Regions from separate parts of the Mus musculus genome. Here region 2 is linked to region 1. The links are chromatin loops, found by intact Hi-C in ENCODE. Cell type or tissue: heart. All regions are shown on one strand.

Evidence for each region. Peaks named below come from ENCODE experiments on the same cell type or tissue, not always from the same donor. Only the 100,000 strongest peaks of a DNase experiment are listed, where the experiment ranks them.
Region 2: it touches region 1 in a loop (1.8-fold over the local background); 3 of 42 quality-filtered maps call a loop at or near these places.

The regions. Positions count from the first base shown.
Region 1 is chr19:61,061,528-61,066,527 of GRCm38, forward strand. The region is part of intron 4 of Grk5 (G protein-coupled receptor kinase 5); the gene reads left to right. It also overlaps a transcript of Zfp950 not described here. Among named protein-coding and RNA genes, the nearest start is that of Gm22520, 50 kb to the left of the region's middle. In heart, CTCF peaks have their summits at 3,042 and 3,709; no DNase peak of the experiment used is centred here.
Region 2 is chr19:60,947,892-60,952,891 of GRCm38, forward strand. The region is part of intron 1 of Grk5 (G protein-coupled receptor kinase 5); the gene reads left to right. Among named protein-coding and RNA genes, the nearest start is that of Grk5, 61 kb to the left of the region's middle. In heart, no CTCF peak of the experiment used is centred here; DNase peaks (open chromatin) are centred at 1,320, 2,350 and 2,810; H3K27ac peaks cover 908 bases.

The DNA.
Region 1 (5,000 bases):
ACCCCATGAGGATACTTCTGGTGTCCCAAGAGGGGATTCTTTTTTCCAAAAATGTGATGTCAAACTTGGAACCTAGGACCTTGCAGGTGCTAGGCAAGTACCCTTCCACTGAGTGACTCCTAAATCTAACATGCATGTGTACATACCATTATTTAGCAAGTATATTGAGTACCTCCTGTGTTCTGAACCTCATCCATTTGTTTCAGCAAGCAGAGTGGATAGATCCCAGGTTTGGAGTTGAGGTTCACCTGAATCAAGTGTCAAGTCCACCATTTCCTGAATATTTGGTCTCGTATGAAACTTATGGAATATGCCATTTTGGGAGACTGGAGTAAAACTAACCTGCTTTCCCCCCCCCCCAGCTCTCAACGTCTCAGCAACGTCTATGACCCTGGAACCATGGATTCTGATTTATACATTGTCCTTTCCAAGAGCAGCAGAAGTATAATGGGTAGGAAACTTATAGGGAGGACTCAGCACATGGTGGCCTCTGCTCGGCCAACAGCTGTCAAGCCAGCCCTTCCCCCTATTGCCCACAGACACTGCCTCCAACCCTGGATCCTGTTTAGGAGCCTGATTCCCACTCCTTCCCCACTCCTGCAGCCAGTCTTCCTGTAGCTAATGCAAATCTCTTCATGTCAAGGGGCATTCAGGATACAGTTGTGGGAGTGTCCGTTGTTTGTTCTCCTCTCTGAGAAGCAATGAGGAGCCCCAAAAACAGCTGCCTCCATTCTTGTCCAGAAGGTCAACTACTCTTGTTTAGAAGGAAGGGGACCCCTAGGACCCCTTTGTTTCAGAGTCTTGCCTTTCTGCTGCTCTGCTTATCTTGAGAAAACTGGAAGATTATTGCAAATAGTTTACATGGGGAATGTCAGCTGCCCACATATGAAAATATACACATCATTAAGACCTAAGTACTTGTGTCTGGAGATAGAGTGGACAGTCTCCTGCACTGACCTTTTGTCTAGTAGCAGAATTACTTCTAATGAGCATTGAGCTCCTCAGAGGATGCTTCCATATTTGAAGCAAAACATATGCTGGATATTAGCTTTTTTTTGTCTGAATGTATGTCTGTTCATATGCTCATGCATGCACTATATATGATGTGACATACCATACAAGCAGCATTCATTAAAATTATTCATGCATAATCTACCATGCCTCCTTTTCCAATGTCCATAGGCCTTCTGACAAGGCTTGCTCTTCAAGGCCACAGTCACATTCTTACATACTACCTAGGAAGGAGTTTGGCATCCTTCATATCATGCTGCTATTTAGGGATAGGGCTCTCTGACCAAAGTTTTAAAATTTAGTTTTTAAAACTCAGCTGTGTGACCTTGGGCAAATTACTTAAGCTCTAATCTGTTTTTGCATCTGTAAACTAGATATGCCAACAATAAAACTTGCCCTGAGGGAGTTATACAAGATCACACTGTGCCTAGCCCCTATACCTGACATGTTAAAGTGTTCATCATGCAGCCACCATAAGGACAACGATCATGGCAGTTATCACTGGGAGGTAGGATTAAGTGGAAAGGTCCGAGTTGCTCAGGCTTTTTGGCTGTGGGTCTCTGAAGCCTCTCTTGAGTCATGGGTACCATGATGGGTGAGAAGAGTTTTTTCCATGGGAACAAGCAAGGGCCCAGTGGCTTGAAGTCCATTGCACTGGCCAAGGAACTGGGAGAAAGGCCAGAAGAGGAAGCAGGTCTAGAAGGGTATTTTAGGAACAACTCTAAGAAGGTTCATTCCTTGGTCTTAAAGGCAGTGAGGATCATAGATTGTTGTATTTAAGAAAACTCCTTTGAGAGCTGGAGAGATGGCTCAGCAGTTAAGAGCACCGACTGTTCTTCCAGAGGTCCTGAGTTCAATTCCCAGAAACCACATGGTGGCTCACAACCATCTGTAATGGGATCTGATGCCCTCTTCTTGTGTGTCTGAAGAGAGCAGTAGTGTACTCATATACATAAAAATAAATAAATCTTAAAAAAAAAAAAAGAAAAGAAAACTCCTTTGAGGGCTTTGATGTAAAACTTAGGGTAAGTGATTAGCAGGAATCTAGGAGGGGCCTCCTGTGAGGGGCTTCTGGAAAGCAGAGTGGTAAGATGGAGGTGGAAATAGACAACCTGGTTTTGAGTGGAGCTCATAAGGTCAAATTGTGTCTTCCCATGGAACTAGATCAGAACCTATGAGGGTCAAGTCCACAGCCTGCATGGACACCCCTTAGCTCTACCACAAGCAAACATTAGGACCCTGGGGGTCTTTTCTCTCTTTTTCTATACCAGTTTGCCATGGTAGATTGAAAAGTGAGCTCCCTTTGAGGGTTCTTTCTAAACTTTTCACCCCTTTTTAGGGTGCGTATTTCTAAGATGGCTCAGAGTAGGGCAGAGGATTATTGATGACCACTGAGGATATGAGGTAGTGGGGTAGTCTGAAGATCCCAGAACACTTGTTTGTGTATGATCTTTCCACTTTGAATTATTGAAACAAGAAACTTTGATGGAGGGACAAGGTTTTGGTGATGAGAGCCGTAGACATTTGGGCCTTCTCTGCTGCACAGTTCTCTCTCCTTTCTATGCCCCTTCCTTCCTTCCTTCCTTCCTTCCTTCCTTCCTCCCTCCCTCCCTCCCTCCCTCCCTTCCTTCCTCTCTCCCTCTCCCTCTCCCTCTCCTCCTCCTCCTACCCCCCCCTCTCAGATGACACAATTGAGGTCATCAGTAGCTCCATTTTTAAGGATGTCCTCTGTAGACTAAAGACTGCAGTCTGCACCTGCCCATGATTCCTTTTCTCTGTCTGTTTTCTGACTGGTCTCACTGTGTAACCTCAGGCCTTCACCTCTTCATTCAGCAAATCCTCTTATCTCCCTTAAGGTCTAGCTTTTATCTTAAACCACTTAAAGTTCCCTTCCCAAATTGATCAGTTATTTTTCCCTTTTGCTGTTACAGTAAAGGCCACACTGGTAGTGTGAAAGTGGTCTATGATTATTGTATCAGGCCTCCCCACCCTTGAGGATAGAAAGCTGGCCCTGTGGCCTCTCCCTTTTATTGGGAAGCAGTACTGGAGGGACTCAATAGCACCGCCTCGTGTGTCAACTGTTAGACTGCTGGTGTTGGCTCAATAGGTAAAAGTGGGGCTGGGCTTGACTGCTAGCTGCCCTTGGGTTTGGATCTGTCTCTTTGTAAGGTCACCAACAGTGGGCATGTGAGTGTCAGCAGAGGCCTTAGGTGCGTGTATGTGGTGGTGGTGGTGGTGGTGGTGGTGGTGGTGGTGGTGGTGGTGGTGGTGGTGATGAGCTACATGTTTCTTGATTAAGTGCTGAGTAAAATTCTAGCTGTAGCCATATCCCAGAACAAACCTATGCCTTCCTTTCTATTCTCCTCATCAGCCTGCCTCAGTTCCCAAAATTTCCAGGCTTACTTCTGTTATGAGTTAAGCACTGAAGGTTCTGTGACATCACAGGCAGGGCTCTGGAGAGCCAAGCATTACACAGTACTGTTCTCGGGACACTGGGATGGGAGAAGTTGTAACTTTCCACAAACACTCAGCCTCCAACCCACCCCCAACCAAGCATGTACTCATTCCAGATCTGTTGCTTTACCTACACAGCTTCAGGGTTCCCCAACTCTCATCCAATCAAACCTCTTCCTCAACCATTTCCTCTACACATTCCAAGGCCTGTTGTCCCTGCATCATGCATGACTGACCACTAGTGCCACAATTGAGCATTGCATTGGCTGTGTTCCTAGTTGCCATGTTGAAGCTTAGGGTCACAGAGTGGATGTCATGGGAGGTAATGACAAAAGGGAGGAAAAAGGCCTAGACATAAATGAAGGGACAAGGCCATCCATTGTCAGGGGCCTGCCCTGCTTCAGAAAGGAATAGTTTTTCTCTGCATGGGAGTGCCTAGGAAAACTCTTATATGATTTTCTTTCTCTTTCTGACTGGAGAGGTATGTCCTGATAATCTTAAGCTTTGGGAACTGATAGAGTCCCCAAGAACAAGAAGAGGAAGCCTCAGGAAGAGTAATGGACAGAGCAGAAAAGTCAGTGAGGAACACTGCCCAGGAGAGTGGCACACAGACCTGGCATTTTCTGAGTCTTCTGGCAGGCCCAGGTGTCCAGTATAGGCCTGTCCCTTCTTATTGGCAAATCTCATTCCTTGGAGTAACTGGAAAGAGGATTCAGTCTCTTCATATTGAACCAAAAGCTGAATTTAAAGCTATAGTTTCTAAGCCAAGACATTATTATGTTTCTTATTCAAAGCCAATATTCTACATCTTCCCTGCCAGGGCTCTTTGCTTGTAGGCAGCCAACCCCAAATATGAGGATTGCCTGATATGTGCACAGATGGGTCACCTCCAAACTTATGCTGGTCCTTTTGTCCTTGAGAACCCTGTCAGTTGCCCTCATCTACAGATAAAGGATGAAGAGGGATAAAGAGGCCTCAGTCTACTATTTTGTCTCTGACTTAATCTTCTCAAATTTTCCCAGATGAACTTATAGGCTGGTGGCAGACCTTACAGTATTTTGCTTTCTACACTGGCAGAGCCTCCAAGGGCTGAGATTATACTGGGAGATGGAGCAGGGGACCAGGTGACCATTATTATTACTTTCAGTCAGATCTCAACCAAGCATAGTCCATCCTAGGTTCAAATTCCTTCTTTACCATTTCTTGGCTGAATGATCTTGGTAAAATTACTTAACCTTTCTGAACTTTCATATTCTGCAAGGTAGATGATTGTACTGGCTAGTTTTGTGTCAACTTGACACAGCTGGAGTTATCACAGAGAAAGGAGCTTCAGTTGAGGAAATGCCTCCATGAGATCCAACTGTAAGGCATTTTCTCAGTTAGTGATCAAGGGGGAAAGGCCCCTTGTGGGTGGGACCATCTCTGGGCTGGTAGTCTTGGATTCTATAAGAGAGCAGGCTGAGCAAGCCAGTGGAAGCAAGCTAGTAAGGAACATCTCTCCATGACTTCTGCATTAGCTCCTGCTTCCTGACCTG
Region 2 (5,000 bases), 110 kb before region 1:
ACAAAACCAACATCAAAAAAAACAAAAACAAAAAACAAAAAACAAAAAAAAAACAAAAACAAAAAAACCTGAGGTGCTATTTCATAGAATGTGGTCCCGAAGAAACTGGGGACAAATGACTCACTGAGATACAGATACTGGTTCTGAAAATACCTGTTATAGAGTCCTGGCTCCTTTCAACACGCTTCACCTCTGCCCCCTACCCTAAACCTCTCCAGCCCCTGAGCTTTGCTTACCTTCCTTCCCTCAGCTCTTTTTTTTTTAAAGATGTATTTATTTATTTTATGTATATGAGTTCACTGTAGCTGTACTGATGGTTGTGAGCCATCGTGTGGTTTCTGGGATTTGAACTCAGGACCTTCGGAAAAACAGTCAGTGCTCTTAACTGCTGAGCCATCTCTTCTGCCCTTCCCTCAACTTCTTATTCCTATATAATCTAGCCATTTTGGACACACTCTTTCTTGATTCTCTACCTTCTTGGTCTTTTGTCTCCCTCTTTTTTTTTCTCTTCCTCTCTCACTCATCCACTTCTCTCTTCTCATGGCCAGTCTGTTCTACTGGCCATGTTCAGTTTTAGTCTTCTGGATGCCTCAGACTATTCTCTTTCTCATATCTATAATAAAAACATTTCCCTCAGCCATACCTAGGAGTGGTCATATCCTCATTTTTATTCAAAGCTGACTTGATTTTGCAGACCTGAGGGAGAAACTGAATTTATTTATTTATTTATTTATTTATTTATTTATTTATTTATTTATTTATTTATTTCCTTACTTACTTGTTGCTAGTACTGATTACAGTTGCCTCATTTTTATTCAAAGCTGACTTGATTTTGCAGACCTGAGGGAGAAACTGAATTTATTTATTTATTTATTTATTTATTTATTTATTTATTTATTTCCTTACTTACTTGTTGCTAGTACTGATTACAGTTGAATGGCCTCTCTGAGACCTTGCAAAGTTTTAGACCCATGGGGATGTCTCATGGTAGCAAAGATATGTGGCATTCTCTCAGTCTTTCTTCCTTATAGTCTTTTATGCTTGTCCTGCACCCCTGTATGCCACCAGGTATTTTTTGTCAGCAGTATTTGTTCCATCATAGGGGGAGTTTTTGCAGGAAATTAGATGACTTGACACATGCTTCCCATTATTGAGGTGTTAATGCATGTGGCCTCTTCTCTCACAATTAGAGTGGCTTTACAGAACAACAAACAATGGTGGTGCAGTTTCCTGTGGGAGGGAAGAATGGGTGCAGGTGGGTGGCCAGAGCCATGGTCCCCAGGGAAGTGGTTTCCTGAGAGCATCCTGAGCCCTGATTCCTGAGGTGGGGTAGTGACACGTGTTTTCAGCTTTGTCATGAGCTGCTGTTCTAGAGGCTTCCCATGGGCTAGCCCTGTTCAGATGGCATTTTGCTTTTACTTCTGGAGAAGCTGTCAGGCTAGCAGGAACTGCCAATTCTGCTCTCTAGATCTCTTGCCCTAGCCTGGATTATTGACTACCTGCTGCCCTAGGTCAGCCTCCCTTAGGCTAGCCTCCTGGCTTCTCTGTTCTGCCATTAGCCTTTGAGATCTTTGAATGTACTCAAACCACCCCCACCCCCTTGTCATTTGATTGCTTACTGACCTGCAGGGGTTGACACAAACATTCCCTTTCAGGACTTTTACACTGGCTTTCTGAGTATCCCAGCCTCTTTATTCTGCCTTCTGGTCTAATACTCAATTCCACATGGTATATCTTCCCACTAATTCCCCAATTATCAAATAAGCTGGGTTATTTGCTGCTGATTGTATCTTACTTCACACTGCCCACAGCCTTCTTTAGTGAAGATCTTCAAATGCCAGGTATTCTGATATGTGAGTTGGCTAAGTCTCTTAAGAGATTTCAGCAGTTTCTTGGGGCAAGTGTGAGGTTAAGGGTGGCTTAAGTAAAACAATAGGCCTTTCCATCCAGCAGCTTAAATAGTGGTGTGATTGGCATAGTTAAGAAGAAGAAGAAGAGGAGGAGGAAGAGGAGGAGGAGGAGGAGGAGGAGGAGGAAAGAAAAGCCCCTTGAGCTCTTTAAGAAATCTCTGGAAATTACATCTGTATTTGAGTGAACTGTCATATTGAGCCTCCAGTGGAGCACAACTGTGGAATTCAAACTCTTGTACCTCAAGAGAACCAGGATGAAGGAGAGGGCAAAATCCCTTGAAATGTCACCAGTGTTATTATTAGTCATAATATTATCTTTGTTAATAATAATAATAAGACCCACCTAAACCGTAGACAGTCATTTCCGTAAGCTACACCATCAGAGTCAGATAGCACTAAGGATCTGGGAAGGCGCCAGGGTGAGAGGGATGGAGTATTTGCAGGAAACCCCACCCTGTCCACACATGTACAGCTACATCCTCCACGCCCTTTAGGGCACTGGTCAATTGAAGCCTGGAGCTCCAGCAGGCACTTGCACAGTGTCCTGCAGGCTTTCATCCTTTCTGCCCTGAGATACAGTATGGTCTGTAGGTTTGGGAACTCCGGGGTAGTTTCTTGTACAAAACTCTAAGGCCTTTTTTCTTCTATTGTATGCAGACCCCAGAGATGTCTGAGACAATGTGTTTCCTACAGATTTTGTTTGCCTGCTCTGGCTTTTTTGTTTTGCTTTAGTAAACAGACATTTAACATATACAGATCTGTATACTTGACAAGGAGAAATCTGGAGCCTTCCACAGGCAGCTACACTGAGTCATTTATTCCTTGAACTTGAAGACCTTGGATAGTCTAGAGCTTTGTTGGTGACTCATACCATGAGTCCTGAGCTGGGTGTAAGGGCTTCTGTTGCCAGCTGCAGCAGCAATGGGGTGACGAGCTTGCGATTAGCCAGGGGGGAAAAGATGCTTCAGTCCTAGGTTATGATGAATTACAGCTTCTAAACCCTGGATTTGACTTTCAAGAGTTTAGGTCTGAGTCCTAGTTAGTACTCAGAAGCTGCTTATCTAATAAATATTCTTGGTGATTTGAATTGCTGTGAAGCCAAAGATAATCTTTGGAAATAATTTGGCATGAGCCTGTTTTTATCTGTTGAGCTTTGTTTGTGTGCCTCATATGTCTCAGTGATTTTACTGGGAAGGACTTGACCTGAGGACCCACTTTAACCAGAATGGAACCTGAGCATAACCTCATAGACTGGTTTGATCAATATGGATATAGTACTGTTGTCCCATTCATCCAAAATGGTTCCAAATGTTTCACATGGGGCTCTGTGCTTGTTCAACAGGGCAATAGCCAAGGGCACAGATTCCAAATGGGACAGACCTGGGTTTTCACACAAGCTTATGCTCTATCTTTGTTTGTTTGTTTGTTTGTTTGTTTTTGAGATAGGATTTCTTTGTGTAGTTTTGGCTTTCCTGGATTATTAAGCTCTGTAGATCAGGCTGGCCTTTGACCTACTCTGCTTTCCAAGTGTTGGAATTCAAGGTGTGGGTCACCATTTCTGGTTCCTTCCATCTTTATGAGCTAAGACTTGATACTTAATTTCCTAGGACATTTCTTACACATGAATCTGAGACATAAGAGCCCTCTTCTCTAGACAGCTAAGAGAATTACCTGCACCATTGTCTGTGAGGTGTTTGATCCATGCTAACATGAACTCAGATCACTGTGGTAAATGCTGCCTCAGTGATGAGCAGGTCACTGGATGCCTCAGAATCTAGAGGGACAGCAGACTGATTACAGACAGGTGATCTTGTCCCATATTTAAGATTCTGCATGTCTTTTGTAGTCCTATTTATAGACCCAGGAAGGCCTGCTCATCAGAAGGCCTCAAGCTGTCTGGATAGAACTTCATGGAGGAGGCAGGGAATGACAGGAATATAATGGTCCCTCTTTTATGACCTTCAAAGTATTTTTGTTTGTTTGTTTGTATCTTCTAGGGTATTTTCTAGGATATCTTTTTTTTTTTTTGTTACCATGTATATGGGGATATATGCCCAGAATATAAACAGAGTTAGGCTGGAAGTGGCTTTACATTTGAGAGACTCAATTGAAGAGGGGAAGTTTATGTGTAGGTTTCCTTGAAGGGGGCTGTGGTGGCTCTATTTCAAGTTCAAAAGGACTAATTTTGAGATATATCCGTATATCCGTTCTGAGGTTGGTCATATTGGAGGTTATGGTTGATGTTACTCATATAAAGGAGATTTAAACTTAGTCCCTTCCAAATGGAGTTCCTTTGCCGAAGTCTATTGTCTGCCTTAGTATATCAAGTCAGGAGTTTTAGGAGGTGAAGTATGGAGATGCACAGAGCTTTTCTCAAAGGATTTTGAATAAGTTCATGTATGGAGGGTCACTCCATATATAGTGGATATTTGGGGCAGAGTGTTAGCCTCTAGTTCTCTAACCTTCCCAAAGAACCAGCATTGGCACCCTCAGTGAACAGGTGTAGATGGAACATAATTGATTACAGGACAGGACTCATTTCTCCAGGCTTTGTCTCCCTTGGCTACTTGCTTTTCAATGCTGGTTTGGAATTTGTATAGTAGTGGGAATGTGGCTGAGCTCTTGTTTTTAAACAGCATCCCCTTCAATTCTTATGGGTTTTATCAGATAGCAAGGCCCACATTTAAAAGCCCAGGGTGCTTGGTTTGAAGAAAAGTTTGATTAGCCATTAGCAGCTAGTTAACTGGAGGCTAGGTCTACTTACTTCCAAGAATGGAGACAGATTATAACATTTACCTGCTGAGCACATTGAGAGTCCAGATGAATTAGAGACCACTGTCATGGCCACAGAAATACAAACCACACACTGCTCTTTGAGATATCTAACCTCTACAAGAAAAAAGAAAAAAGAGCTAACCAGTGACAGATGTTTAATGTGTGCTGCATATGGATTTTGAAGGAGGGGCCTCTTGAGGGAGACCCAGGCAAGATTCCAGGCATCTACTTTCATGTCCTGCTTCTGTGCGGCACTTACTGGCATTTTCTTCTAAAATAACTGCCCCATTATCTCTACCTGTTGATTCTGCATTC